3 separate regions of the Mus musculus genome follow, and regions 1 and 3 are each linked to region 2. A link is a loop called in an ENCODE intact Hi-C map of the cell type or tissue named here. Cell type or tissue: left cerebral cortex. All regions are shown on one strand. Links, peaks and the distances in the headings refer to the core of each region. The heading gives the core; the rest is flanking DNA.

Region 1 (10,225 bases), core at 1,718-9,717, 230 kb before region 2:
TGCACGGGTCCAGGATATTGATGTGGGAGCTCCTAGGCTCTGTCTGCAGATGCCTTGTCTCCTGACCCCATAGCTCTGCCAGTGTGACAGTCTCTTCTGCTTATTGCCTTTGATGTGACTGTCCCCACTCTAATGTGTTATTCTGTTGAAGACTGACATGTGACACCCTCCTCCCCAAAAGGGCAATAAGTATCTGGTCCCTTCACATTGCTGTCCCCCAGTTCTTCCTCTTAAAAATAAATCTCATTTCATTTGTTTTATGTGACTGTGAAGGTGCCAGTGGTGCACATATGGAGGACAGGGGACAATTTGAATATTCTGTGCCCAGCACCCAGCTCAGTAAGAGTGTGGATTGTACATTAGCTAGTAATTTCATCGAGAACAGGTGTGGATAGGCAGCCTGTAGGGACTCAGCATTCTGTTGTTTTCTCAGGAACCCTTTGGGGACGTGACAGAGAGGAAGAAGCTTCGGGCTAAGCTCCAGTGTAAAGACTTCAAGTGGTTCTTAGATACAGTGTACCCAGAATTGCACGTGCCAGAGGACAGGCCTGGCTTCTTTGGGATGGTAAGTGGTGGGTCATGGTGGAATGGATGTTTGCCTTGTGTCTGAACCACAGTCCTGGGGAGGAATTCCCCATTTGTGAGCACCCCAGACCTCCCCCATTTTCACCCCTCTGGTCTGATCATGTATGTACCGTCCTTTCCTCTCCCCTTGGGCATCTGGGCCCTGGGTCCGCAAGGTCAGGACTGGAAGGCACCTGGAAATTGTCAGGGGTGAGCTACTGTTTGTTGTTTAATTAACTGGGATGTCTTGCTGCATGTGGAGATCGGAGAACAGTTCTCAGGAGTGGCTTCTCTTCTGTCACTCTGTGGGACCCGGGGACCAAGCTCCGGTCATTAGACCTGTGTGGACATGCTTGCACCCATTGAGCATCTTGCCAGTCAGTTAATTGTGGGGAATGGGCATGCATATGTGGGGTTTCTGTGTCTTAGTTTTTGCCAGTATTTTCAGATTACTTGGCCTGGCCAGTTAGTGATTTGTGGCCCTTAGAAACAACACAAGCAATAGCAGAGGCAGAAGATTCCCTTCCAGTCATCCAGAATATGTAGAGGGAAAAAAAAAAGAGGCCAAACAAGGCGAGAGTCTTGATTTTGCTAGGAGCTGAACCATCTCCCTATGGGCTAACTGTTGCCTATCTGAGATGCTGCTGTTCCATTTTGGATAACTATGAAGCCAGGGTTTAGTGTTAAATTATGTTTTCAAGGTGAAAGTGTTCAAATGTACCAAAACACAGGGAATAGTGTAATGAGTCCTGTGTCTGTGATTCTAGAGTCGTCAAGATTCTCTTCCTCTTGTTTCCTCTATCCTGTCCTGCCTTGGTGCTTTTGGCTATTGGTGTCCTGTGATTTCCTTCTGTACTCTCAAGTGTGCACAACCTGCCACGTAACCACTAAGCCTGCCACATAACCACGAAGCCTGCCACGTAACCACGAAGCCTGCCACGTAACCACGAAGCCTCGCTCCTGTTCACTCTGCCACTCAGCGCACACTCCTCCATTTCTCAGGGTGCTCTGTGGGTGGTTGCAGATTCTAGTGGGGATCCACACACTGTGTCGGGCTGTTGCAGCTTGCTTTGGAAGGCTCCATTAGTCTGAGCCACACCTCCTCATTTTCTCTGCCATGACTGCTTTTACCCCAGTCTGGTTGTGTGTGTACTGTTTCACTCGTGGCACTGTCTGTAAGCTAGACCTCTCTCCTCTGTGTTTCCTAACCGTGGAAGTGAGGCCACACCCAAGATTGTGCTAGGGCAGCAAGAAGGCTGTGACTGAGCAGTTAGAGGTGCAAGCTTTTAGGCCAGATTTGTTGTCTTAAAGTTTGGCCAAGTTCCCATCTGTTGTTAGCATAGGAAAACATTATAGTGACTGGAAAGAGCTGGGCAAAGGGACAGGGCTCCTCTTTCATTGTGTTCTTCTCTCTCCTTGTGTGGAGTCCTTTTGGTGTGTGGAAATCTAGACTGAGGTGCTACCTCTGTGTCTTGTTTAGCTCCAGAACAGAGGCCTAAGAGGGTACTGCCTTGACTACAATCCTCCCAATGAAAACCATGTTGAAGGCCACCAGGTCCTTCTGTACCTCTGCCATGGGATGGGTCAGAACCAGGTAGGCGTGGGCCTTGATGGGGAGGGGCAAGCTTCTTTTAAAACACTTTTTAAAAAATATTTATTTATTTGCCTGTGTATGTGTGTGTGTGTGTATATACCTACTCTCTCTCTCTCTCTCTCTCTCTCTCTCTGTGTGTGTGTGTGTGTGTGTGTGTGTGTGTGTAAGTCAGAACGGTGGGGGTCAGTTCTCTCTTCCCTCCATGTGGATCCCAGGGACAGGACTCAGGTGAGGTCGTCAGAGCCTTTACCCCTCTCACTAGCCCTCTGCACGAGTATCACTCAGTGGCAGAGCACTAGCCTAGCATGTGGGATTCACGGTGTCTGTTACTTTGGATGTGTCATGGCAGAAAAAAATCCAGGAGTAGAGACTTATCTAGGTTTAAATAAGAGGTCAACTTAGTACCTCAAGATACCTGGAACCGTAATACAGGGTCATGGCAGTGGTGGTGTGGGGTAGGGGTGGTGCTCTAACCCACCCTCACTTATTTCCAGTAGAGAAGTGGTTCTCAGCCTTCCTAATGCTGTGACCTTTCGATACAGTTCCTCATGTTGTGGTGAGCTCCAGCCATAAAATTATTATCATTGCTACTTTATAACTATGATTTTGCTACTGTGATGTGAATGTCTGATATGCAGGTTGAGAAACTACCGCCCTAGATAATCTTGTGCAGGGCATCTTCCTCCACATCACAAGGTAAACTGACATCTGTTGGTTGTTAAACTGTTGTTAGTTTTTCGAGTATACGACCCGGAAAGAAATACGCTATAACACCCGCCAGCCCGAAGCCTGCATCACCGTGGAGGACGGGAAGGATACCCTTGTCATGGATCTCTGCCGAGAGACCGTCCCAGAGAACCAGGAGTTCATCCTACAGGAGGTCAGTGAATGCAGCTTTCGGTGCCATCGGCCCAGGTCTGTGCGCCTGTGCGGAAGCCAGGTGTACTCTCTAGCCTGGTCCCGGTGGGTCTCAGACACTGGAAACTTCACTTTGACCCTGGGGGAATGACTGTGAGTGTATGGCTTCTGGTAACAGTGAGGCTTTCTTCTTTTTCAGTCTTTTACGGTATGAGCTGCTGTGGGTTGTAATAGAAAGTAGAGTTGACACTAATGTGTGGGGGTGAGATGGGTATATGAGTGTCGTAAGTGACCCAAGTGCCAGAACATGAGGTTAGACCCAGGCATGACCCACCCTTCTTCTCTGAGCATCATTTCACCTTGCTCTGAAACAGGCTTGATAACAGCAGCCTTGCTCTGCTCCGGGAAGGACTTAGAGATTCCCGGGACTTCCTGTGGAAGCTGTGAGGGCCTGTAGAGAACTTGTGGCTGCTTGGGATGTGACCAAAGAGGCAGCCTGGGATAGAGCTGGCTTTCCAGATACTGTTGATTGACCCATTTGTGAGCAGTCCAAAAATCCCATTCAAAGTTGAAATATATTTTCCTGTAGAGAAATAGAATAATAAGCAGTGGAGTTTACAGGCTCCCTGGAAGAGCTGCGGTGTTAACCCTGTGGTCTTATCCTGTTTGACTTTAAGAAGAAAGTAAGATCTGGATATGGTAGCACACTCCTATAATCCCAACACTCAGGAGGCTGAGGCAGGAGGATTGTGAGTTCCAGGGCAGCAAGATGTGTCTTAAAATAAAATAGTTTAGGAAAAATAATCCACACAGTCCACAATCTGTTGTCCTCTTCCTTTTGCATTTTTCTTCTACCCCCGCCCCCAACGATAGTACAATCTAGAAACAAGATTGGTCACATGCTGCATTAAGAATTCCACTGTAAGGCTGGAGGGATGGCTCAATGGGTAACACTCTTGGCACACAGGCATGAAGACTGGAGTTCAGACTTTCATCACCCCGTAACGCCCTGACAGGTCGCCTGGGAGGCAGTACTTAGGAAGCAGAGGGGTTCCCAGGACAGGCTGGCTAGCTAAAATGATGAGCTTTAGAGTCAGAAAGGGCCCTGTCTCAAGTAAAGAAGGTGGAGGTGTGATACCTTGTCATCTTCTGGTCTCTGCATACACATACATGTATGTGTAGACGCCTATGTGTGTGAACGTGCATAGCCCCCACACGAACAAACATTTTACCTTAAAGTTCAGTGATCCCTTTGGAGACGTGGGTTTGTGTAGAAGGCTGGCCAGAGAGATGCTGTAGTGAGTCCCTTACTTTTAGCTTCCTCAGGGGGAAACTTGGAGAGCCATGGAAGTGTGGGGGTTAACAGCATCTAGCAGTTTGCAAAGCCTCTCCCTCGGAACCAGGAGCCTATGCATTGTCACTTTTGGCTGCTGGCCCCTTGTTATGTTCCTTACACTACAGAAGAGAGAGGGGCAAGATACACAGCAAAGAGAGGCTCTCCATGCCCACAGCAAGTATTGAGGAAGCAAGCTGGCCGTTAAAGACTGCCATGACCTGGGATGTGAGACTGTGACCAGGCTGAGAACAGGTGACCTGTGGACTCAGGTCCCTCACCTGGATATGCTGCCACCAAGTTAGAAGGTCACGTGATGCTGTTAAACGGCTCAGGAGAAGGAAGTCATAAGGTTGGAGTTAGGTGATGGAGAGACATGAGGGAGGTCCATAAAGGATCTTGGCTGTGACTTCACTGAAGGAGGGGAGTGGTGAGGAGCTAGAGGCTCCCTCCCATCCTCTTCAGTAGCCAGCAGGTGGCGCTGTTTTGCATTTACTGACATTTACGAAATGCTAAAAGTCACTCCTTGGGGTCTTCAAAATCTGCCTTAAGGGAAATGTGGCTTTTCTGAGCAATCACTAAAATAATTTTGAACATAACAATGTTTTCATTTGTAGGATGGCACTTTAGTTCACAAGCACAGCAGGAAATGTGTGGAGGCCACAGAGAAGGTGTTAGACAACGGCTTTGCACCATACTTACGGGACTGTACCAACTCAGATAACCAGAGGTGGTTCTTCAAGGAGCGCATGTCGTAGTGCATCGCCTTGCCAAGGAAGGAGCCCTCCACGGCTGTGGACTGTGTGCCCAATGAGATGGACAGCGTACACGGTTGTCATTCGTGAATGTGCTGGGTGTCACAAGAGTGTGAATAAGCTTTGTACAGATTTTGAAAACTTTAAAAATGTCTCCTGGCATCCTGCTTTCTGAGGGCAATCCTAAGATGTTGCCTTTGGTATTTGGAAAGGATATTTTCCTATCAAGATGTGCATTTTACAATGGTGCCTTTTATTCTCATTAGCAAAAAAGGTAAATACTTTATTTTGATACATACAAAGCTTCCTGGGTGTTTGTAGCACATTTTACACAAACTGTTAATACCTCAAATGTTGAGTTAGAGTTCTCTCAGGGGGATGAGGTGGACACTAGAAATACTGTTGATTTCTTCAGGTGTGAGTGGGGTGAGATAGTCTAGATTCATACAATAAAGAATGCTTTTGCTTATGCGTTGATGCCACAGCCAAAATTCTATCATAATGTTCATTACTGACCAAACCAGGCTAACCACATCTGAAAGCTCAAAGAAGCTATAGGGTTTGCCAAGGCCCTATAAACTTAAGAGGGTATTTCCAGCAAGAAATGTAATGCTCTACATGAAACTCAACTTTTAAGCTTTTCCTTAAATAGCATTTGATTATTTAATAATATTATTTATAATATTATTTGATTATAGATATTATTACTTATAGTATTTGATTATTGAGAGTTGGTGATGAGGCAGCTGCTGTGGACATTGCTGGATAATTCAACCGTCTGAATGACTCCAGATCAGCTCCAAGAGCTCACCAACTTGGTGAAGCTAATAGGAACAATTAGAAATGCCACCAGTGAACTGAGGGTGTGGGTCTCTGGCTAGAGTGCCCGCCTTGCACGCATGAAGCCCTGGGTTAAATCCGCAGCACCCCATTTTAAATAATCAGCTTGACAGCGCACCCCTAATCCCTGCACTTGGGAAGTGGAAGCAGGAGAATCAGAAGTTTAGGGTTATCACTGGATACGCAGAGAGTTTGAGGTTAGCCTGGGCTACATGAGACCCTGTCTCAAGAAGACATCAGTCAGAAGGTAGACTGCAGATCTTATTTTCGTCCCCGTCAATTGCGAGAACACAAGTGCGATGGATTAAAAGCATCAGCGTATTTCTCTCGCTCTTCTCTCAGACATGTATGCTGAGGGTATCGCTCCTCAGAATCAGGTCTGCTTTGCCTGGACTGACCTGCTCTGTACTGGAGTTCCTGTGAGCGAGATGGAGACCAGGAAACTGGGTGTGGGGGCGGGAGCAGGTAGGGCTTAGCATGTGTGTGGGGGGTCTCTGAGATGTTATCTTTGAGATCCCCCGCCACCCTCTTTTATGTGTATGTAGCGTGTTTACATATCTGAGGCACATGTGTGTTGAGGTCAGAGTTTAAATCAAGGTGTCTGCCTTGATCACTCTCTGCAGACCTCCATGTCAGTCAGGCTTTTCTGTGGATGCTGAGGGTCCATCCTCTGGTCCCCACTCTTTGAAGGCAAGCACTTTACCCACTGAGCCATCCCACCCCTTTAGATTCTCATAATAGGCCCGTATAAAGTGCAAAGCACAGTGAGTGTCAGCAGGCGTTTATTCAGAAGCCAGTACAGGATAATGCAGATGTTTTCTCTCTGTGGACTAGGCAGCCCTTCATCAGTGTGGGGTGGGGTGGGGTGGCTTCTGCACAGCTCAGCTCTCATGCTGAGGCAGGCGGGGTATGGCCTTCCCCTTGTCTGGGGAGACTTGTGGGTCAGGGGAGGGTCCACAGTTCTGCTTCCCTCTGCCTTCTATAGTGTGGTTAGGTGGGCCTGGTGTAGCAGAGAGCCTCTCCCCAAACAGAGGAAAACAGCCTGGGTGGGCCAGACATGCAGTCGGCGGCATCCCAGACTGCACCCGGCGTGTGGGCGGCTGCACCTGTGCCTGTGTGCCTCAGAGGCATGGTGGCCAATTGGCTCTGCTTGAGGACTCTTCACTGATTTCTTCCACCAGGAGAAGTAAGCCTCAGGGTGTGGGAAGACCAGGAAAACAATATTCTCTTAGTTTTGAAGATGTTATAATATTTGAGGCGGCTTTCCCTTCAGTGATGGGTGAAGGGTCTAGAAGGCCACATGGATGTGAGGAAGTGCCTCCAGCTGTCCTGCCTGTGTGTTCCCGTCCCTAGTGTGTGGATGCAGTGCTGGTGTGCAGAGTGGCTGAGGCAGCTTGCTTTGGATCCTAGGGTTCTGTTTTGCTTTTCTATCTGTGACTCACAGAAGAGCATCAGTCCTAGCCTGCCCTTCAGGGACCTGGGTGTGTGATGATAGATGTTTAGGGTATGATTTGCATGGGTGACTCCTGAGTCCTGGAGGAGAGCCTGAGGCTCAAGTGTCCGACCTGTGAACAGGTGTCGCTCTCACAGGGCTCGTTCACACTGGCAGGTGGCTGTGGCTCTTCTCTCCCCCGGGACTAATAGAATCTACCATGACCACCATCGTCTGGGGGATCCCTGACCTGGAAAGAAAGAGGTTAGGGTTAGAAGTGTTAGCAAGTGGGCCATGGGAAGGAAATGGCATGAAAGGCAAGAAGCATCACAGATCCGGGGAGGAATGAGACATTAGGTAGGGTTCTCTAGAGAAACAGAACTGATAGGTGACTATGTAGATAGGTAGGTGGATGGATGGATGGATGGATGGATGGATGGATAGATAGATAGATAGATAGATAGATAGATAGATAGATAGATAGATAACTGATAGGTGAATATGGATAGATAGATGGGTGGGTTAGTGGGTGGATGGATGAGGAACAGAATTGATAGGTTAATATGGATAGATAGATAGATAGATAGATAGAGAATTGATAAGTGAATAGGTGTAGCTAGATAGGTGGGTGGGTGGGTGGGTGGATGAGGAACAGAACTGAAAGGTGACTATGGATAGATAGATAGATAGATAGATGATTAATTGAAAAAGTAGATTTATTAGAATGGCTTACAGACTATGGTCCAGCTAGTCCAACAATGGCTACCTCACTCTTCCCTGGCTAGTCTACCAATGGAAGGTCCAAGAACCCAGTAGCTGTTCAGTCCACGAGAATGGATGTCTCCGCTGGATTTCAGTATGCACTGGGATCTCAAAGAAGCGGGCTCTAATCCAAGTGAAGGAGTAGACCTGCCAGGGAGAGTGAGATCAGTCAGGCAGAGAAAGCAAGCTTCCATCTTCCATGTCCTTTATGTAGACTCTCAGTAGAAGGCGTGGCCCAAGTTAAGAATGGATCTTCCCACCTCAAAAGACCTAGATTAAAAAGTGGGTCTTCCAGCTTCAAATTATTTAAGAAAAACCCCTCACAGGTGTGCCCAGGCACTCGTTACTTCCAGATGTAATCAGGTGACAACTAAGAATAGCCACTGTCATGCCCATTTTGCAAACCTCCAGAGGCCACCAAGGAGCTGATTCTGATGCAATTGCACTGGGTCTTTATTCAAGCTCGAGTGCGGGCCACATTGTAGTCACTGATGCGGCTGGACAGGAGGGTGAACCCCCTTGCTTAGTTTCAAGCAACCTTTTGTTGAGGCAAGCAAACAAGCAAGGGGATTCCAGCCTGGCACACATTTTGTTGCGGGGCTATTACAGAATTTGTTGCCCTTTAGAATGATTGGCTGGTGCTGGGAGCCAAGCTGTAAACTTTCATAAGTAAATATCTTTAGGTACAACTGTAACTTTTGCTTTCCTCCTGATGCGTGGTTGTTAGGAAAGACCTGAAACTAGTGCTAGGTGCAGGCTTGTTGGTTAACTCAAGTTCTTTAAGATGGAACCTGAACCCAAGATGGAGTTGATGTGGTCTTTCAGCCAGAGGAATAGGGAGCTGGGACATGAACAGTCAATGAGGAGTAGAAAAGAATTGTGGTGTTGGGGCACAGGTGACTAAAGCCTTTGCTGTTATTCAGGGCATCTTAGCACTTTCCCTGCCAGCTTTGAACAGGTATGTTCAGAGTTGAGCCTCTTCTGCAAAGCCATACCGAGACAGGTGGTCTTCATAGCAGATCACCTTTCTACACTGGGTGTGGGGATCAGTGGGGTGAGTCTTACAGGAGAGTGGTCACCAGGATGATGGTTCTCATAAAATGATGAGAGTCCACTACAGATTCATCACCTACCTGCATGATGGCTTAAGTATGTCTTCTGGAGATGTCTCTGTCTCTCTCTCTCTGTCTCCCCCCCCCCCCCCCCGCCCACACACACATAAACTCACAGGGTCCTTCAGTTTCCTGGTGTAGACACCAGTTCCCGAGTTGTACTTGACATTCTGAGGTTCCACATATTGTTTGCTTGAATTGCAAGGATGTTATACTTCTCTGAAAAGTAGAATCATTTGCATCTGGCTGTTTTGCTTATTTGGGAATTTTTAAAAAGCCTTTCTTCCATATTTGTGGGGTAGTTTAGCTGGGTATAAGACCATCCTTGGCATGTTGGGTTATTCCAGGACTGAGGTCGCTGTAACTTCACAAGTCAATTCTGCAGAACTCTCTGCTCCGAGGAGAATGGCCATTCTCCAGTTTCCACTCTGCAACCCTTCTGTGTTCAAGGTCCAGCATTCTTGTCTTCACCCAACCTCTATTTAGGAACCACAAACATTCTTTGCTAGGCTCCTCAACATTTCCTCCATGCTGAAAGTCTAGGTTCCGGGTGTCCGTTGAATTTTCCTATTGTAGCCAAGAAGTTAGCAGGTGAAGTCAGCGATCACCTCCTTCCTCACCACTCTTGGGGGTCAAAGGGCAGGGTGTGCTCAGCTTTCCTTTCCTCTGGATCTCGAATGAAAGCAAGCTGTGTTCTGCTGCTGCATTCTCTGAGACATGAGCTCTGTCTCCCAGCTCACCAATAGCAGAAATCAGTCCCTGTGCTTTATGGGTCTGAAGCTCAGCTCCTGGAGGTCACTGCTGAGAACCTGCTGCTGGCTTTGAAGAACTAAGCTGCCATGTTGTGTTGTGGCTAGGTCCCAAGATGGCCTCTAGGAGCCAAGTTCAGATTGACTGTCTAGGATCAGAGATCAATCAGTGGTTTTCTTCCATCCATAAGAACACAAATACCGAATGTACAGTGAGATTGGAGTA
Region 2 (10,225 bases), core at 801-8,800:
CCCCAGAGCTGTACAAACCCTTAGTGGCGACAGAGGTCTGTAATCCCAGCACTTGGAAATTAGGAGCAGAAGGATGTAAAATTCACTTTTGGCTATATAGTAAATTTGAGTCCACTGTGGGCTACATGAGACTCTGTTTTAATAGATGACTAAATAAATAGTCCATTAAAAACCAACCAAATGAACAAATAAAACCAGACAGAAAAGAAAGCCAGGTTACCTACAAAGGAGAAGCTATTTGACTGTTGTCTGATTTCACACCAGCAACAAAGGGAAGGCAGAACCACTCCCGTATTCCAGTTGCTTAATGAAAACAGTCACCCTGGCATTCTATTTTCAGTGAAAACATAATCTAACAATGACAATGAAAGAAAAACATTTGTACCAAACGAGAGCCAAGAAGATATGTTAGTTAACTTTCTGTTGCTGTGATAAACATCATGGCCAAGCACTTTATAGAAGGAAGGGTTCATTTTGGACTTACGGTTCCAGAGCATTAGAATCTATGACGGCAGCAGCTCCTGCTGCAGGAGCAGCTGAGAGCTCACATCCCCAGCCAAGAGGAAGGCAGAGAGCATACTGGGGAAAGTAGGAGGCTCTTCAAGTCAAGCCACCTCCCAAGGCCACGCACCCTCTAATAAAGCCACACCTTTCCAGGGAGTCTCACCATCTGGGAACCAAGTATTTAAAGGCCTAAGACTATTGGCTGACAACTAATTCGAAGCACCACAAATGGTTCCCTCCAAGGAGACCAAAAATATATATATTTTAGGCAGAATGGAGGTGATGCAATACGGATATTCAGAGATTTAAAAAAATGATCAGAATTGTTTTGCAGTGTGATTTTATGGATTCTTCTATTTTAAAAGAGAGTCTATTTCACCTTTGAGTGGGGGGAAGGTCAGTGCTGGCTCATTTTCTCCTATTTTGTTTTTCAAAATGTTGATCTTAAAAAAGAGGTATCTGGTATTTTTAGTGACATGTTTACATGTGTTTACTGTGTATGAGTGTAACCATGTGGGTGCAGGTGGCAAGGAGGCAGGAGCTGGAGTTTCAGGTGGTTGTGTGAGGTTGGGTTCTGGGAACCAAATGAGGTTTCTGTGTGTGAATAGTCCGGTACACACTCGGAACCCCTGCAGCCTCTTCAGCCCCCTCTCCTGACCTTCCCTCTGAGCACGTGCATTTCTAACTGACTTCTTCTTTTATGAGTCATATGGGTCAGGGCCCCACAATGACTTATGATATCCCTACCATATGGTTGCCTAAGCAAGACCCACACACCCAACATGGATAAGAAAATGTTTTTATGGCCCTACCCTTAGATCAAGAGCCATGTAGCTGCTGAGAGAAAGAGAATCTGTTTTCTTCCAGGATGCGCTCCATGATAGACTATTCAATCCCCAGGGGCTGGTCCTAAACATATGTACATATAAATGGACTAATGTTGATGTGTGTGACAATAAAAATTAATGGAGAGTAGGTTATGAATTTCAGAAGGAGATGGGGGTGAGCTGGTGGTAAAAGACAGAGGGGTAGAAATGAAAAACATGAAATTCCCAAAAAATAGTTAAAAATGAAGGGGAATAATAACATAATTTCTTTAACAAAACAAATAAATATAGACTTGCAAGGTAGTATTAATATAAATATATAATGTACATATCTCTCTCTCTCTCTCTCTCTCTCTGTGTGTGTGTGTGTGTGTGTGTGTGTGTGTGTGTGTAAAGCAAATAACTTAAGGTTGAAAGAACTGTAGCATCACATAGAAATTGGCAAGATAAAAATCAGTTCGAGTTTGACCAGAAATTCCTCAATTTAGAAACTGAATAAAACCCAGGCTGTTATGTGGATTCAATCTGGGGCCTCTGAGTCTCTGCATTTTCAAATGTGTGGGCCTGGGGTCAGTGTTTGTAAAATCTCCTTCAGGCTTCAAATGACTTAAACCACATCCTTCTGAGGTGAGTTTCAAGTCCCAGCTTGTTTATGCTTACGCCTCTGGCCAACTGACTAAATTAGATTGCTAGAAACGCTCACATCTGAAGAAAACACCTAGACTTAGCAGCTGATTGTGAAGAATATCACAAAACCCTCGGATGAAGAGATGCCTAGGATTCGCTGTGGGAGAGGGACACAGAGCATCCATGCCTTGGAAAGAGCATCACCTTCAAGGATCCTCCGTGTGTGAATCTACCCAGAGGTCTCCCATCCCAGCCTTGCACAGGCATAGTTGAAACATGGCTAACCATATAAAAAATGACTGGACAAGAGGGTATGTTCTAGAGTGCCTAGCCTGGGTAGAGAAGTTTAGCAAGTCTGTCAGCCTGATTCTGCTGCATCTCTGGAGAGTACAGAATAGGACTCTTTCTTAAGTTCAGGTATTATGTCAAACAGGATGGGCAAGTTTCTTTATGTCCAGTGTCTCCAAGATAGAAAGGGAGTGGGGGTTACTATCTATGACCAGCTTCAGGGAAGAAACATTCTAGTTGTGTTGTGTGGCTTACCTTAAGGATGAAAAGGGAGCTAAGAACCACGCATGGATTGTATATATATTATATATAAATTGTGTGTGTGTGTGTGTGTGTGTGTGTGTGTGTGTGTGTGTGTGTGTGTGTGATAATTTCACCTCTATGCTTTGACTTTGGTCTCTGCTCAGTTTTTGCCCAAATCAGTGGAAGGGGCAATAGTGAACCCAATGTGCTATCTCTAAACCTAAAATATGTGAAGTGATCTTACATATTTTCTCTCATTATCTTAGATCTCTGCATTGCCATCGTAGCAAGTCCAGGCTAGCCTGCTAGAGGATGAAACCCCCCACCCCACCCCGAAAGGGTCTGCTTGGTCCTGACAGCGTGCTCATGACAGAGCTTAGCAGAGGCCAGCTCACATTGCTCTAGATCAGAGAAGCTGGCTCTGCCTGCCCACAATCTCTAGACAATAAATGCAGCTATGATTCCTAGCCACTAAGTCGTGAGGTACATTGTCATTCAGTTAGGAGCACAAAGAGTTGGCAACATCTAACCAGGACATAAATCAATAATATTTGCAGGTTAGAAGAGAGGAAAGGCTAGGACAGAATAGGCAGAAATGAAGTATTCTAGGGCTTAAAACAAAGGCTTGTTTTTTTCTTGCGCAATAGGAAATATGCATTAGAGTTGATGTAGTTGATCACCACATTTACTGGAGACCCATTTTCCTTCATTATTAAACCTAATATGAGCTATCACCATTATGCTTACAAGAGGCTGTTGTGTCTCCAGAGGTTGCAATTATGTTCCAGAAAGAAAGAAAGAAAGTGAGAGTGATGTGTTTGCTCCTTGTTTAAATGGTGTATTAGTCCTGGTCCTCTAAAGGAACAGAACTGATAGACTATACATGTAGGTTTATTAGAATGTTTTGCAAGATGTAGTTTGGGCGGTGGAACACTTGCTCGCTCACACTGGACAGGCGGAGATTCTAGGAGTTTCTCAGCCCCATGAAGCTGGGCATCTCAGTAGTCTCAGTCTGCTGTTCAAAGCCTGGAGGACGGCTGGTCTCCAGTGTGCATCTGATGCCCAGAGAAACTGTTTCTAAAGTGGGTGAAGGAAGGCTACAGTAATGGGATCCTTGGACTTGCTGGTGAAAGTGAGGGCAAGCAGGCAAACAAAGCAAAGCAAAGCAAAGCAAAGCAAAGCAAAGCAAAGCAAAGCAAAGCAAAGCAAAGCAAAGCAAAGCAAAGCAAAGCAAAGCAAAGCAAAGCAAAACAAAACAAAACAAAACAAATGCCATTTAGGGTGAGTCTTCCCATTGCAAATAATCTGCTCAAAAAGGCACTCGCAGGAGTGGCTAGCAGCTTGGGTTTTAGTAGATTCAAGTTGACAGCCAAGGTTAGTCATCACAGGGGGAACAAACTTAGCCGGGAAGGAAAGCGATTCCTGTTCCCGTTTTGCTGGACTGAACCCTGCTGCATGCTCACTCAAGTGTGGAGCTGAACAAATTGAACCCCTCCCCCTCCCCTCCTGGTAAATTGCTTTCCCTGAAGGAGTTAGGATTCTGTTACCAAGCCACTCTAGAAATGGATAGAGATGAGAGAACTAGAACCTTTGGCTCTCTGTTTCGGAGAAAGTATCTTCGTTAAGAGAATTGCCCAAAGGGAAAAGAGCAATGTACTCAGCGTAAAGGCTGAGGGTTTACCGGGTAGAGGGCAAGGGGCTAGAGTACTTCTCTCAGACAGAGCTCCAGAGCCAACTTGCTGAAAGATGATCCTCTTTCTCTTCCCCTTTAAATCAAGGCACTAGAGTGAGCATCCTATGAGCCTTCCGAGAATTTGTGGAGACTAAGATGGGAATGAACTTTTGTGATTGACTGTCTACAGGCAACCACTCATTTAGGCCTCACAACAAAACTGTGTGTATAGGTAAGATAATTCTTACTTTGCCACAAGGAGGGTGGACGGGAGGTGTGTGTGTGGGGGGGAGGGGTAACAGAAGGTGGAATGAGTGTTGAGGCTAGGGAGTGAGTAGAAATCAGGCAGCCCAGACCCATATCTAGAGAATGTTAGGATCACGAGGGTCCAGAAGTCTCTAAGGCTGGAGGCTTCGACCTTTGGCTCAACCTTTCAACACAGGTGGGTTCATTCATTTTACTATATTTAAGCAGGTGAATGTCTTCTGAAGTGGTCAGGTGCCCTGTGCAGTAGAACCTCCTGAGTAGTTTATTAGCGATGCATATTCTTGGACTGCCTCCAGAGGAGCTTAAGCAGGCATTCCAGGTCCCAGACCCAAGCAGCTGAACCCAAAAAACTGTAGAGAGTCCCAAATTTAAATGGACAGGTTTTGTTTCATTCTAACACAGCTTGTTTTCAGATCTGTAGCTCATGGAAATTTCCCCCTAATATCAGAAAGATATAATTTAAAAATAGTCTGTTTCTCCTTCTTGTTCCTCAGTTTCCAAGTGAACACACTTCATTCCATGGAAAATGTCCTGGACTAGGAAATGTGTCACAGAAAAAAATCCTCATGTTGATCAGTACAGGCTTCATAAGGCAAAGCATTGGGTTAGACTCAAGGTTAACATCATGCAAAGGGGAGGGGGCAAAGTAAATGGTATTAACTAAATATTTACTATGTCCCAGACACTGTTCCAGACACATTATGTCACTAAGGCACTCTGGACTTGTGATTCAGTCCCATTTATAAGTGGGATGGGAGCTTTTAATATTTGCAACCCATTAAAGATAACCAGAGAAAAAATTCCTATGAGATTAATTATTCATGCATAGCATAAAAATCTCTTGAGATCTTATGCAAGACACAGACTAGATCAGAAAAAGAAAAATAGGGGGGGCATCTTGGCATGTGGCTGCAACCCCAGGCCTGGGGGAGGGGAGGTGGAGGACTAAGGAAGGAGGATTCCGAGTTTCAGTCTAGCCTGGTTTGCATAGTGAGACCCCCATCTTTAAAAACCAAGGGCTGGGGGCCGGAGAGATAGGTTAATAGTTAAGAGACTGCTGCTCTTGCAGAGGAAGTGGTTCCGTTCTTAGCATCCTTGTTAGGTGGCTCACAGTTCCACTCCAGGTGTCACTCCAGTTCCAAGTGATTGGACGCCCTCTTCTGGACCCCACAAGCACTACTTGCATACGGTGCACATAGGAGCACAAGAGCTGGGGGTATAGCTTATGAGTAGAGTACTTGCCTAGGAAGTACAAGGCTTTAGGGGTGGGGGTGAGGCGGGGGCAGTCACTGGAGATTTTAGGTGTGTCAGGCTCTTTATATCTCCCAGAGAGATTTCATTAGAAGCTGGTCAAATTTAGTCCCTGTAACCTCAGGGCATTTGAGCCAGGGGGGCCAGGGGAGCCAGGGGAGGCAGGAACTGATGGTTCTGGAGTCCCAGAGAGCAGGCCTGTTCAGGTTCTGGCAGGTTGAGGACTTGCTGAAGCGTGTCCTAGCTGGAGCCGAGGAGCAGTCTCAGACCCCAGCTCTTAGCCCCCACGGTTTGCTTTCATAAGCAGGATCAAACTCTTGGAAAGTGGCTATAAAGCAATTTACCAACAGCTACTAGAGGCCGGCTGATTCCTACTACGGAGCTTTATTTAATTCCGAGTTCAAATCACACAGAAAATAACATTTTCTCCTTAAAAGGTTCTGCGGAAAAATGCTGTCGGTGCCATGCGGCCGCCTCCGTGACTGTGTTTGTGTCTGAAGAAAGGACTAGTCTGACAGGAAGAATTACAAATCTGGAGCTCATTTTGGCGTCCCAGAGGGAAGGTGGGTGGAGCGTCTCACAGTAAATTAGGAATTCAGAATGAAAGCGGAGCTGAGTTTATTTGGGTTTTTAGTGACACCTCGAAATTATTACACAGGAGTGTCGGAGACAACTCAAAGTACCTATGACTGCTCCCGCTTCGCCCCGGGGCGGGATGCTTCTTCGTAGGGCAATCCTCCCTCCTTCGAAACCCGTGGGCCTCTCCGCTTCCACGCGGGGACAGCAAAGGTGGGAGGGAAGGAGGGCGGCGGGGACCCTTAGTCTGGGTCTTTTTACGGTGCCGAGACACAGAGGCCACTCGGGGGTGTGTCTGAGCTCCACCTTGGGATTCCGAAACTGGGCTCCGACTTTGAGACTGGAATTTGGGGAGAGGACGACGAGGTCTGGGGCGGACGTGGAGTGCAGAAAGAAATCGGACTGTCTTTGCGGGGAGGCTGGAAGCCGCGGGTCTAGGGTGGGGGAAGTTGAACCCCGGACAATATTGAGGGTCCGAGTGGCGAGAGTTGGGTTTTGCGGGTGCAGGACTGTGCAGGGGAAGTCAGGGTGGGGTTGGAGTAGAAGAAAAGAGCGTGCAACGGTCACAGTCTTTCCCTGAGCAACTCTCACAGGCACACCCTGCGCTCAGTCGGGACCGTGGGCTCCCTCGGGCGCGCAGACTGGGACCCTGCCCCCACCCGCCGCGGGAGCGCGAGCTGCCCGCTGTGGCTGGAGTAAAGGCGCCCAGCGGTGAGGGGGCGTGGTCAGAGGCCCAGCAGTGCGGGGGCGTGGTTAGAGGCAGAAACCCACGGCCGCTCATTGGTAGCCCAGGGCCCCGCGGGCGGGGCTCTCGGCTAGGTCCCGCTAGGGCGCTCGCGGGCGGCGGGGGAGGCGGGGTCGGCGGGAGCCGGGCAGCCAATGGGCGTACGCCCCTCGAGCAGTTACAAAGGGCCGGAGCGAGGCCGCGGCGGCGGCGGGGAGGTGGGGCGAGGAGGGGCGAGGCTTCCTGAGGAGAAGCTGCGGCCGGGGCCGGGCCGGGCCACAAACAGTGGCGGCGGGACCATGGAGGCGGCGGCCGCTGCTCCACGTCGTCCGCAGCTCCTCATCGTGTTGGTGGCGGCGGCGACGCTGCTCCCGGGGGCGAAGGGTGAGTGGCGGGCGGGTGGCTGCGGGGCGCGCGGGCCGGGCCGGGCCTCTGGCTCGCTTCAGCTCTTTCTCAAACATGGCGCGGGGCCGGGGGCGCAGGTGGCGGCGCCCGGCCGGCCGGGCGCTCCTGACCCGGCAGGCGCCACGCGAGCCGGGGCGGGGAGGAGAGGCGGGGCGGGGGCGGTGTCGAGCGCGGGTGGCGGAGCACCGAGCAGAGGCCGGCCCTCTTGGGCTCCCGGGGGGCAGCGGCTGGCGAGCCTGCCGAGGTCGGGGGCTGCCCTTAGGGGTGCGAGGCCGGCCGGGACCGTGGCCCCCTGATTCCACTGCCTAAATGCGCCCCGGCCTGAAGCTGTTGGGGCGTGGGCGGGCACCGGCGTGGAGGCGCTCCGGGGCCGGGCGCTTGGAGGGCTCCCCGGAGGGTCGAAAGGGGCGCCGTGGGCAGAGACCCCGGGTGGGCCGCACCGCCGTGAGTGCCGACGCCCGCCTAGGGCGACTTTTCTTCAACCAGGGGCTTTGTGTGAGAAGCAGGCGCGAAGATGCGCGGAATGTTCTCGCTTCGTGAGTCTGGGAAGAGTTCAGAGTCCAGTAACCAGAAGGCTGCAGATTGTCTTCTTGCTAGTAGAAACTTGAACGTTTGCTCACTCTGCAGATTTGGGAACGTTTGAATGGGAACGGTTCTGTAGAATTGATCAAATTATTCCTTTTCTCGAGGGGATCGTTGCTTTGGGTGTATCATTTCCCTAAGCGGTAGTTTTAAAACCAGACCTCTGTGTAGCTGGGGTTTGAAGGGAAATGTGTGGTTTCCCAAAATATTAAAGCCGGTCGTGATACTGGTTGTCACCTCTGGAGGGAAGATTGAAAAAAACTTTGTCAGGAACCAATTAAAATAGGAGAAAGCAAAATACTGAGGCTCGGCATTAGCAACCTGCATACAGTGAAAATACATTTTTGTTGCGGAAATTGGATAACAACATTTTAAAAAGCAAAACAAGCCAAAACAAAAGTCTCTCCAGACTGTGGATGCCAACTATGATTAAACTTAATAGTTACTGTTTATTGGGAGTTGATTATAATGCAGATGTAAAAGACACAGTATCAGAACCCTCGCAGTACCAGTATTTGTCCTGTATATTGACATGAAAACTGAGGTGCAGAAGATTAAGTTCTTAGTAAGTGCAGAAATTAGGATTTGCACTTAGGCTTTCAGGGTTCAAAATCTGTGCACCTGTTACACCAAAGTAGCATGACTCACTTAAAGAACAGTTGATATTTGATAACATAACTTAGCCATCAGTTTCTTAGTTTACTTGAACATTCTCTTTACATAGGTCTACAGTAGAAGATACAATGGGTTTTTGACATTGGCTTAGGAAGGAAATAATGGTGGACAAAGTGGGAGAATTGTTATAATTATGCATCAACTATAAGTGACCATATCTAACAGTTATTTGGGTAAAGTAATTAATTCTTTTCTACCTAAAACAAAGCAGGACACGTTCATGCATTTAGCAGTATTGACGTGGATGCTGAGAAGGCTGGTTCATGTCCTGGAGGACTTTATAGCCTACTTAGGCAATGATGTAATACAAAATTAGCCTAGATGTTTTTATTGCTCAAAACCTAGACTAGTACTTCATAAACTTTCCCCATTTGCCACCCTCTTTTCTCAAAAGATTGTATGTGCCCATGAGTCACATACAAAATGTAAAAGATGGGTATATAAATCAAATGTACTGATAATAGAGCATAAATAAAATTATTTTAAAACAATTCATTGGTATATACAGTTTTACCATTTATTAAAGATTAAAGCACATTTCTGTAGTAATGAGATGGGTGAGTTTATTTTTTCTTAAAGAACTGAATCATCCAGTGCTGGCGACTCCACATAATTACAGATGTTTAGGACCATTTCAGAAATTGTTGCAATTCTATCTTAATCACAAGATGAGATTTATGTAATAATTTTTAAAATGAAATTTAAGTCAGCAACTTAAACAGCAGTTTTTAAAATCAGACATTTTAACACAATACAATTGGTCAAGGATATACCACTTTGATATACATGAGGAATGAAAGTCTTTTCTGTAGTTTGTGTATGTTTCTGGAAGAATAGAAAACTTTGTATATTCAATAAAAACATTAAAACTCATAAAATAATAGTCTGGACTGTGTTAGCACTGCATAGCACGATAGCATGTGTGTTTAGAACCAAGACTGTAGTGAAGTTGCATCTTGCAACATAAGCATGGATTGCCAGAAACACCTCAGATTCATTACTCAGTTGATTTTGAATTAATTTTGGGGTGTTATACATTCACAAGTCCTTTACTGTTGCCAGATTGTTATATGACCCAGCATCTCTATGTGGAATTAGGAATCAGTTTAAGCTATGGCCTGCAGGGCACTGTGGCTCATGCCTTTAATCTCAGCACTCAGCAGATTCTGATCTCATAGTGAGTTCTAGGACATCATAATATAGAGGTCTTATCTCAACCCCACCCCCCAAAAAGAAGACGCTAGACCTAGATAAGTTCACCTTGTCTCATTTCGTTAGGTTGTTTCAGTGTAGCCTTTTATACATTCTGAAGAAATGCACAGCTTTTCTTTATAATTTAGCTTCTCTTAAAACTTGAAATTGCTCTTTACTGTCTGTTATTTATATTTCTCTGCTAGCATATGTTTTCTCCAATATAGATTTTTGTAGGGAAATTGATCCCTTATCCCTGGACAAATACACAATATTACTTGTTTATATTTGCATCACTTGTTAGAATGCTGTTTGCTGCCTGCAATTTCAGGGCTTTCTTGGAAAAAGTCCCTAACATCCTCTCTTGCTGAGCAACTACCAGCTTAGTACTGC
Region 3 (10,225 bases), core at 1,708-9,707, 210 kb before region 2:
CCAAGGGTGGACTTAGGTGGTCAGGAGAGGTGAGGTCGGGTGGTGCTGTAGCTGAGACTGGTGCTACCTTCAGTTTGGCTGCTTGGACTCTGGGCAAGCCACCTTACTGATGAGCCGCTCACAACCAAGGATAAGGAGAGTAGGGTCTGGGCTGGGAGGGAGCACGGAGCTTCATCTGAGTTAGGGTGAAATGCTGCTCCTCCCAACCCCCAAGCCAATTTGATGATGCACAGGGAACACTCACTGAGGGAGGGATGCAGAGCCCACCCAGGCAGGACTCCAATGTCTGAGACCTAGAGAGAGCTGGGGACAGAGTGGTGTCTGTTGCAGAGCTAAAGAGCACAGGCTTCCCTCCCTCCACAGGGGTGAATTTTCTTTATTCTTCTTCTCCAAAATTACTAAGATCTCTGAGGAGAATAAGAATCTGAGAGTCATAGGAGTCCGGGGGGATCATTTCCGCTGTCTTTTCATCGTGGAGTTGGGGTGCCACCCCAACCTCTCAAAGGAACCAGAAGGGGTTGGTTCATGCTTCCTGCCTGAAGACACGTGGCTCCTCTGAAATCCTCTGGGCTGGAATTTGGAGAAGCTGAGAGCTTGCCCCAATGTGAGTGGACTTCATTTCACAGCCTTTGGAACCAGAAACTGCAGGGAAATAAAAACTGCTTTTCTGGGTCAGAATCTGTGATGGTTCTGGGAACTTGTCCATAGAACAAATTGATTTATGGGGACCCAGCTGTGAGGAGCTGCACACAACAGGGCTCAGCGGAGATACACTCCAGATGTGGCCTCATTAAAGGCAGGGCTAGAACAATAGGGCCCAAAGGCATCCTCAGTCTATCAGGCCATGAAGACAGGGTGGCCAGGGCTCTGTGCTGTCACACCACTGTTGTCTTCAAGCTGGAAAGCCAGTGAGAACGTACTCTGTCCAACTCCACCAACTACAGATGGAAAACCAGAGGCCCAGAGAGGGAAAGTACCAGACCAGTGTCACACAGCGCCAGAACTCTCATTTCCTGTTGCTGGCCCAGGGTCTGTCCTAGCTCAATACTGTCTTTGATTCAAAGTAGAGCAGGCTTGATTCTGCCACCTTCTGATGGTGCCTTTGGGTCTATCCTGTTGCTGTGTTATCCATACTCTGAAAAAAAAAAAAACAACTTGAGGGAGAAAGGGTTTGTTTTAGTGCACAGCCCTATGAGGTCTGTTGTGGTGGGGAAGTCAAGGGAGAAGAGCCTAAGCAGCAGGCACAGTCAAGAAACAGAGAGGGGCGTGTAGCCAGTCTTTGGCTACTTTGTGGGTTCTTCTTTCTTCCACCCTGCCCCACCCCTTTGTTTCCACCCTTTCAACCCCAAGACTAGATAGGAAAGAAAAAAGGATACAGGGGAGAGGGGACAACATTGCCATTAGACTGCTTCCTGTTGAGTTCCTTGGGGCAAGTTTGATCTTTATCGTCAGGATACCTTAGTTTATTCTTTCTTCTTTGTGCATAACTACTTAAACCTCGGCCACCAATAACCAGCAGTATCCAACCAACAATAAGACCCTGGCTCTTATATACCCTCTGAAAAGTCCCCAGAATTCCAAATGTCACACAGTCGCAGAAACGATCTGCTGCTGGGAAAAATCACGCCCCTGCTAGAGCAGGAGGCACAGCATAGTCAGCTGCCGTGGACCACCTGAAGCAACAGCCTCATCTCTCACACCTGGGATTACGATGAAAACAGGTTCCTATAACATTTCTGTGTCTTTCAAAGGAACCAACCAAAATGCCAAAATTGTCACTGCAAAGGTGGGTGTTTATCGGTCCTCAGCTGTCTTCCTTCATTTTATACAACCCAGATTGCCCTGCCCAGGGAGTGACTCCACCCACACTTAAGATGGGTGCCTACATCAGGGAACTTAAGATCATCCCCCAGAGGCAAGGTCCTGTAGAGGCCTAGTTCCTGGGTGGGGTAGACTGAGTCATGTTGGTGATAAACACCAGCCATTGCAGATGGGGAGACTAGTCCTAGTGTAAAGAGCCACACTGCTGTTGACCTGAAGCCTGACTGACCCTAGAGCTGAGTGAAACACTCCCATCTCCACCGTGCCACCTGAGCTCCTAGGACCTCCGTGACCCCATCCTTGGGCCTCACACCCTAGAACTGTCCTCCTGGGTTCCTGTTCAGGGTGTCTGTTCTCTCTTGCAAGGACACAGGGAGCAGGCTTGGCAGGGATAAGGACACCTGCTTGCTCTGAATCTCTGATAGGAATAGATTTTGGCTTGGGAGCTTCAGAACTAAACCCACACCCACAGTCTCATACAAGGCTGGCTTCCTGAGGTGTGTGCCGCTGTGTTTAACACTTTATTCCCTTCATATGATTACAAAAAAATAAGCCAATTCTAACATTTCATAATTTCATTAAGTTGCATAATCTTTGATTTGCTTAATTTTAGTGCGTGTTTTTATTTACTTCCAATTTTTTTAAATAACAAAGTAAAAAATAATAAGAGCAAAAAACGTAAGCTCATTGTCAAAAATTTAGAAACTACAAAAACATATTATCAAGAAGCCACTCACTCTGTGTCCAGAGACAGCACCACTGGAGCATTCCCTCTAGCCTTCTGTTCACTTTCATTTTCTGCTTCATTTTGTTTTTGTTGCATTGTTGAAGGAGCCACCAAGCTAAAGCCATTCCACTTAGTGTGTGTGTGTGTGTGTGTGTGTGTGTGTGTGTGCGTGCGCGCGCACACTCGCACATGTGTGTGTGAGCATTTCAAATGCAGAAGAGAGAGGGGGTAGTGGGGAGAGAGAATATGTCTTAACTAAAAACGTACCCTTATTCTCTTTCATGCCCCACTGGTCTTTTTCTTGCCCCCAAGTAGTGCCTTTCTATTTTTATGTGATATTCATAGATATATAGAATGATAGATGGATAGATAGATAGGTAGATTATAGATAGTAGGAAGATACATATATATACATAGATTATAGATAGATGATAGATAATAGTATACATACATACATAGATTATAGATAGATAATAGACAGATTATATATAAATAGATAATAGATGATAGATAATAACTGATGCATAGATGATGGATAAATGGTAGATAGGTAGGTAGGTAGGTAGGTAGATAGATAGATAGATAGATAGATAGATAGATAGAGTACATAATCTAGATTCTACATGAGAGAAACATTTGTCTTTCCGACTCTGGTTGATTTTGTGTTTGACCTGATGATCTTCAGTTCTTGCATTTTCCTGCAGATGAAAACACCAGTCTTCTTCACAGCTGAGTAAAAAGCCATCCTCTATATGTACCACAATCTCTTTAGACATTTATCTGTGGCTGGCAATCTAGATTGGTTTCATATTTTGCCAACAGTCAATGGTGCTGCAGTAGACATGGATGTGCAAGCATCTCTGTGGTGGGGATTGAAGACTTTCAGGTCCACGTGCCCAAGTGTGCTGAGGCTGGATCAGAGACCCTAACAGTCTTTCCTTGACCACAGCTTCCTTTGCGTGGCTGACCATCTGAATGATGCCAGCACTCCAGAGGCAGAGGCAAGTAGATTTCTGTGAATTCAAGGCCAGCCTGGTCTACATAGTGAGTTCTAGGAGAGTGAGGACTATGTAGAAAGACCCTGTCTCAAAAAAAAACCAAAACAAAGCAAACAAACAAACCAAAAGAAAAGCCTTATGCCCAGTAAACACAGTCCATCCTCACGGGATGCAGAATTAGGCCCCTGGGCTTACATGCACAAACTCATCTTGCACCTTCCAACTCCTGGGAGAAATGCCTCGACTAAGCTTTGATCGTATTTGCCTCTTGCTAGCTAGCTTGCTTTCTGCTTGCCTTTTTTTTGAGAGAGGGTCTCATGTAACCCCAGCTGACCACAAATTCCTGATTCTTCTGAGGGCTGTGATTATAGGTGTGTGTCACTACACCCGGCTGTCAACTTTGTCATACATGCCAAAGTTTCTAACAATGATGAACACCATTTACTGTGTGTACTGCGTGTATGAGACACCATGATGACTGACTTTCATACATTGAATTTTCATGACAACCTCACAACGGAAGTGTTTGTACATTATAGATGCATGCTTTCGTCATTTCATTTGAGAGTTGGGGGATGTATACAGGCCAGAGGACAACTTGGAGGAGTAAGTTCTCTTCTTCTCCCCGAGGTCTTGAGGATGGAAGCCATGACATCAAGCTTGCACTTTTTATGTACAGAGCCATCTTGCTGGCCCTGTCGTGTTTTTCTAGCTGAGGAGAGATTGGTTCCCATCTGGGCTGAGGGATACTGAGTCTAATGAGATTATAGCCTTGTCTAATCTGGTCGCTTTGTCTCTTAATTTAGCCAGAGGAAACAGCGTCTCTCAGGACAGCCTCGTCAGGCCTGGCTCTCAGATGCTGTACTTTGCAGGGCAAGCCTTGGCACCTATGCTTGGTGTACCTGCCTCACTCATTCTGGCTCCCAGGCACCTCTCCCCGCTTCTGAAAATCTCTCAGACATAGCTGGGCTCATTTAGAATTCCTGGAAATAATAGTTTTCAATCCCCCTGTCCAGTGTGCCTGTCATGTGCAGCCCCTAATACTTGGCTGCTATGATAGTGTAAGGCAGTCTGCACTGGTGCCTGGGTTTCCTGTGCTCCTCAGCAAGCACAGTAGAACAATGTACTAAGAGTAGAGCCCGTCTAAAGAGGGCCATTCTACCGAGTCTGACATCTGGAGTGTAGAAGCATCTCTTCTCCCCCGCTATAGCCAAGAGATGGCTTCTCTTGGCTATGGACCCCCCCAGACCCCAGTCTGGCCCTGCTCTTGCCAGTTGTCTGTCGTTGGTGAGGAGACCCCGCCCATGTCCACTGCCCTCAGAATGGTGACACAGCATGGCTCTGCCTCTTCAGCTCTCCATCCACACCCACATGGCTCGGAGGAGACTTCCCTTCCGGAGGGTGGAGTTGCAGAAGCGCACTTTAAAATATGGGTTGGATTTTCATTTTTTTGGTTGTTTGCTAAATTTGGTCATAATCGTGTCTTCTGGTTCTAAAAAGAGTGAAAGGAAGCAGCTGTCCTCAGGGAAGGCCCTGCAGCAAGCAGGGTGGGGGAGCACCATGGGCCACTCGGCCTTCTGCTTCCTTCCTGAGCATCTGAGGCCAATTCTGAGGAACGAAAGGGCCTGGCAGGACCCAGGAGAGGTCCCTACAGTCTTCTAGGAGCTCACCACAGCTGTTGACACTCTTAAATGCACCAGAGCAGTGGGCTCTGCCCTGTGGGAACACAAGTGTGGACATTGATCCCATCCTATGAGCCATGACAATTATGATTCCAGATGGTAATTCCAGGCGAGGTGGCACACTTAGGCAGCGTCTTGTCTAGGAGCCATGGCTGAGAAGCAAGTCAAGGCCATCTGACCTCAAGTTTCCATTGTTTCCTTGAGGAGAGAGGCATTCCCTCCCATGCCCTCTACTTGTCTGTGGCTGGAGTATAGGCATGGTCATATGCATGACATTGGGTCACTGCATAGTCAAAAGAGGGGACTGGAGGAAGGCATGGTCTGGTTCTTGTCAGATTAGGATGGTATTGGGTTACCAGGAAAGGCCAGTGGATAGGCCCTAACGTACAGTAAGCTTCTGAATCGTGGGTAGGAACTATTGAGGGAGGCACATCTGTGTCAGGACCATGCCTTGTGCCAGATGAGCTGAAAGTTCACCCAGGGGTGGGGAGGAGTGGATTTGCAAGGGAGCACGGCCACAGCTGGCTATGGAGCTATTTCTGCATTGCATCACCCTTCCTTGAGCATGTGTGTCCCACTCCTCCCTCAGTGAGCTGCACAAAGCTGGGATTTGATCACACTGTGTGGTTTGGCTTCTGTCCCCAACCCCAAGCTGGACCTTCCTGCCAAGGTCACGGGCCTTTCATTTGCTGGAGTCCTTGAAAACTTTTTTTCCTCGTGTTCCCACACCCCCTTGCTCTATGACCTCACAGCTGACAGACACAGAGACCCTGTTGCCCAGGGTTTCTTCCCCATCTTTTTTGTGGTCATCCTTCCTTTATTCTGGAGCCCCATTTCCCAGGATCCCATTGGGCCCTCTTGTGACCTGCATGTTCTAGCTGGTGATCACGATGAGCAGTCAAGGTATTACCCAGTGAGAAGTGCAATCAGCTTCAAGAACCACAAGCCTGAGAGGCAGTTGACAATCCCATGGGTGGCTTTATTCTTGTACAAGAGGAAGTCTCTCAAATTCAAGTTCATACCTACAAGGAACAGGCTAAATCTTCAACTATTTCCATACTTAGACCTAGTCAGTAGCTTCAAGTACAACTATGTCCAGGATGTGCACACAAGGCCTTGGTCTCTTTCACTGTCTGCCTATACACGTCTATCCTGAGGAAGAGGAGACACATGCACATTTATTTATGTCACAAATCTTATGAACCAGCTCAGCCCTGGGTTCTGGGACCCCTTAGCTACAGAGGGGGCTGATACCTTGTCATCAAGGTGTGGGGAGGAAGACAGGAAAGAGGGGAGGGAGGCAAGCTGGCAGCATTTTGTCTAGTAGCCATGGCCAGGGAGCAAGTCAAAGCCATCTGATCCCAAGTTCCAGTTGTATCCGTGAGGGGAACAATATTCCCTGCCTTGCCCTGTGCCTGTCTGTGGCTGGAATCTTAGACACAGTCATATGGTTGACACACTGGGGCACAGGGCATAACCCTAGATGCTAGATGGCAGAGCAACACGCCAGAAGGAGCCTGTGGCCTCTGACTCGGAGCAGCCTCTCCTAATTCAGTATGGCTTCCAGGTGTTCCCAGTGGAATCGTATGTGTTGCTCAGCTCAACCCCGTAGCAGCTCAATCTGCAGGCTTGTACTTAGAGAGACTGGTACATCAACAGCCACGGGCAGTATCTGTGAGCTCGCATTCACACTAGACCTCCTCTTTCCCTTCTGTTTCCTCCCTTCCCTTCTTCCAGTTAATTGACTTCATTTCTCCTTTTATCTTTTCAGATGTCGTGTATTTATTCTTTGACAGCTTCATATATGTATACATGGCATTGGGATGATGTCCAACCCAGATCTTTCCTCCTATCCCCTCCCCCAACCCCCCAGCTTCTGGCATGGTGGATATAGAGGTGATTAAATCCCTATCAAGGATAGGGAGACACAATGAGAGTTGAGTAGAGGTTTTCCAAACACAGATTCAAGGAAGGCTCTTCTAGGCAGAGGAAGCAGCTTGTGTTGGGCTCAGAAGCCTGCAAGAGCCAGAGAGTGTGGCGATCTGTGGGCTCAGAGCCATGGGCGCTGGGAGAGTCCAGGGTGGGGCTGAGGGATGAAGATTGGCTGGACAGGGACTTGCTTTACTTGACAAGCCCTGCCAGGGGTCTTCTTCCCCTGAGATGGACCCAGTAAAGCTTTGCAAACAAACACCTCCCGCCTTCATGTTCCCTGCTGTCCTCAAGTCTCTTGCTTCTCTTCCGAGTGATTCCCCGCCTGGCTTCACTTAATTTCCACAGGAAACTGGCAAGAGCAACATCCGTCTAAATTCCCCCCCAAACTCACTCCAGATTTCCAGGGTCAGAGAGGGAGGGTCTCTGTGAGGTCAGAGGTGACAGTCCCAGGATTAGTGGGCTTCTGCTGAATGACCCTGGGTGACAGCAGAGTCCCCGTGCCAGCTCCTGGCAGGATACAGATGTTTAGAGGGGCTTCCCCAGGAGGGAGATGAGTGGCGGGTGGGGGAGGGGGCTAGCAAAGGCTTGTTCCCATGGGATCCTGACCAGCTCTCTCCTGTTCCTCTGGGAGGGTGTGGTCAGCAAGTGCTTTAGTCTCTCAGCTGCCCCTGCCAGGGAGCTGCTTTCTTCACACAGTCCTGAGACGCTGGCCTCAGCCCACTCTCATTATTTAGTTTGCAGCTGTACCGCCAACTCATTCGCTCGGGGGTCAGTTTTTCTTCTGTGACTCAGGGGACAGCATAGAGCTGATATAGGGGGCAGGTTTCTGTCCTAGGGCCCTCCCTGTCTCTGAGCCTCTCTGCACCTGCTGACATACAGTCCCCAGTGGGTCTCTGAGGTGGTGCAGGGGCGAGAGGTGGTGTGAACATTGAAATCACATAGACAAGTCCTCCTGGGGGCCCCTTGGTGGCTGCGTGGCCCTTGACGGGTCTTTGGCCTTGCTGGCCACCATGCCCTTACGTGAGGATGAGAGAGCAGGCCTGGTGAAGATGACAGGGACACCTGAAGAAAATGGTCTCATTTTCTTCCCCATGACAAAATAGAGTTAGTCACTTAAGAGCTAAGTTAGCACAAGTGAATTATTACTCTCTGTGACATGACCCTGAGCAGACCCTGGCTGTGTCTGTGGAAGGTCACAGAATACTTCTAAAGCATGGCTGCTGACTGACTGGTGTGACCTCTTAGTGTGTCTGCCAGCCCCCCAGCCCCCCAGCCCCCACACACATGCTCCATCCTCTACCCCAGGAGCGAGGGGCTGATGTGGGTGTTAGTATAGGCAGGGTCTTCCAGACTTGATTGCCCAGGTTCTCCATCCAGAGAAAGGACAGTGTTAGGTTACCAGGTGCCCTTTTGGAGAGGTCCTCCATCCTGCAGTTCTGCCTAGAGGCAGGTCTCTGGCTCCTCTGCTGGCTCCTCCCACTTTCATAGCCAGGCATCTATGAACATCAGCATCCTGCTGCTCCATGAGTGGATGTCTGTCCCCATCTCACCTCTCACAGTTCCTGGCTCCTTGGTTTGTATCTGTGACTTGTACTCCCCCATTTCACGGACATCCGACTTTGGCAATGAGCTATAAATGGGAGGAGTGCAGAGGCTGTGCTGACCCTGGTCATGTTCCTACTGTCGGGTACCAAGCTTGGGAATTTGTTGGCTCTCAACAAATACTTGTTGAGTATTTAAATGGATGTCTCACCTGGGAATATAGAATTTGGTAGCAAAAGGATCACAACAGGAAGAGGAGTCACCACGAGGCATGTGTGGCACACAGAGGCTCTGGCCAGCACTGTTGGCGACACTCAAGGCACTTCCCCTATGTCCCTCCGGACACCCCGAGGGCCAGAATAGCATCTCCAAAAAGAGCATGCTCCATGGGGGAGCTGTTTGAGAGGCCAAGAGAGAGAAAGATGGAGGTATGTGCTGTTCTCTGTCTTGGGAAGTTATGGTGACCTTGACAGAGCAATTTCAAAGGCCTGGATATGGGGAAGAGACCATGCTGCTGCAGGGGAGTGGACTGGAGTGCGGGGAGGTGGCGCCTGTGCGTCTAGTGGTGTTTCTGAAGGCATCTGAGAGGAGAGATGACAGTAGCTGCTTCTGTCTAAGCAGGATCGCATCAAAATTTGGAAATGTTTCTGAATAATAAAAACCAATTCATTTATAAGACTGTCAGTCCCTTGTCTCGCTGTTCGCTGGAAAGTAGGATGTCAGGGCTGGAGGGGCTCAAACACACTTCTCTCTTTCACTGGATGAGGTGCCTGAGGCTCCACAAGGGAGGGACTCACCCAAGGTCACACGGCCGACTAAGCAGTCACACTGGATCTCAGGCTCCTGTGTGTCCAGCCCAGGGCTCTTTTTCCATCTTTCACGGTTTTGTTTTTTTCTTTCCTTTGTTCTTCCTGAAGACTGCACTGACTGCCGGAAATGGAAAGCATCGCATTTCATTATTTTTAGTTTATTCAAAATGAATAAAATGGGTAGTGGGTTTTTCCTTATATATCAGAACCAAAGCTATGGCTTATGTAACCACAGAATGAATGAGAATGGCTCTGCAGGGAAACAAAGATGCCTTTGAATATTTAAAGCTTCGGGGTAAACCTCAGATCAGCCCAGATGACAGGGCACAGCTATCCTTGCGAAACTGATGGAGAAGGCGTGTGTGTGTGTGTGTGTGTGTGTGTGTGTGTGTGTGTGTGTGTGTGTGTAGACTCCATCCACGGGGGATTTCCAGGGCACCAGATTAAAGCCCTGAATTGAGGCTCCTTAGTACTGACTGTAACAGTTATTTTTACTAACATGGGGCAATACATGAAGGGTCTGCCCTCTCCACTGTTTCTCTGTATGTGCGTGTTCATGGGTGCTGGTGCGGTGCACAAGTGTACTGTATGGAGGCCAGAGACAACCTCAGGTATTGTTCTTCAGGAGTCATCTGCATTCTATGTGATAGTCTCTTGCTGGCCTGGAGCCCATGAAATAGGCTAGGCTGGATGGCCAGTGAGCCCAGGGGGTCT

Evidence for each region. A loop is a pair of places that touch in the nucleus more often than their neighbours do. Peaks named below come from ENCODE experiments on the same cell type or tissue, not always from the same donor. Only the 100,000 strongest peaks of a DNase experiment are listed, where the experiment ranks them.
Region 1: a loop joins it to region 2, with 2.0 times the contacts of the local background. A loop is called at or near these places in 6 of 42 quality-filtered maps.
Region 3: a loop joins it to region 2, with 1.9 times the contacts of the local background. A loop is called at or near these places in 6 of 42 quality-filtered maps.

The regions. Positions count from the first base shown.
Region 1 is chr4:47,117,471-47,127,695 of GRCm38, forward strand. It overlaps Galnt12 (polypeptide N-acetylgalactosaminyltransferase 12), which reads left to right. Exons shown (of 10, transcript NM_172693.4): 7 at 434-565; 8 at 2,045-2,158; 9 at 2,892-3,038; 10 at 4,967-5,573. The coding sequence ends at 5,107. Among named protein-coding and RNA genes, the nearest start is that of Gm52731, 11 kb to the left of the region's middle. In left cerebral cortex, for the core only: a CTCF peak has its summit at 4,830 (motif pointing right); DNase peaks (open chromatin) are centred at 4,844 and 7,059.
Region 2 is chr4:47,346,034-47,356,258 of GRCm38, forward strand. Tgfbr1 (transforming growth factor, beta receptor I) reads left to right here and starts at 7,189. Exons shown (of 9, transcript NM_009370.3): 1 at 7,189-7,363. The coding sequence starts at 7,279. Gm32435 (a long non-coding RNA gene) reads right to left here. Exons shown (of 3, transcript XR_390551.4): 3 at 6,281-8,205. Gm42282 (a long non-coding RNA gene) reads right to left here and starts at 562. Exons shown (of 3, transcript XR_881255.1): 1 at 485-562. In left cerebral cortex, for the core only: a CTCF peak has its summit at 5,587 (motif pointing left); DNase peaks (open chromatin) are centred at 5,574, 6,216, 7,052, 7,495 and 1 more place; H3K4me3 peaks cover 2,655 bases; H3K27ac peaks cover 1,522 bases.
Region 3 is chr4:47,131,886-47,142,110 of GRCm38, forward strand. No RefSeq gene overlaps it. Among named protein-coding and RNA genes, the nearest start is that of Gm52731, 25 kb to the left of the region's middle. In left cerebral cortex, for the core only: no CTCF peak of the experiment used is centred there; a DNase peak (open chromatin) is centred at 5,010; H3K27ac peaks cover 506 bases.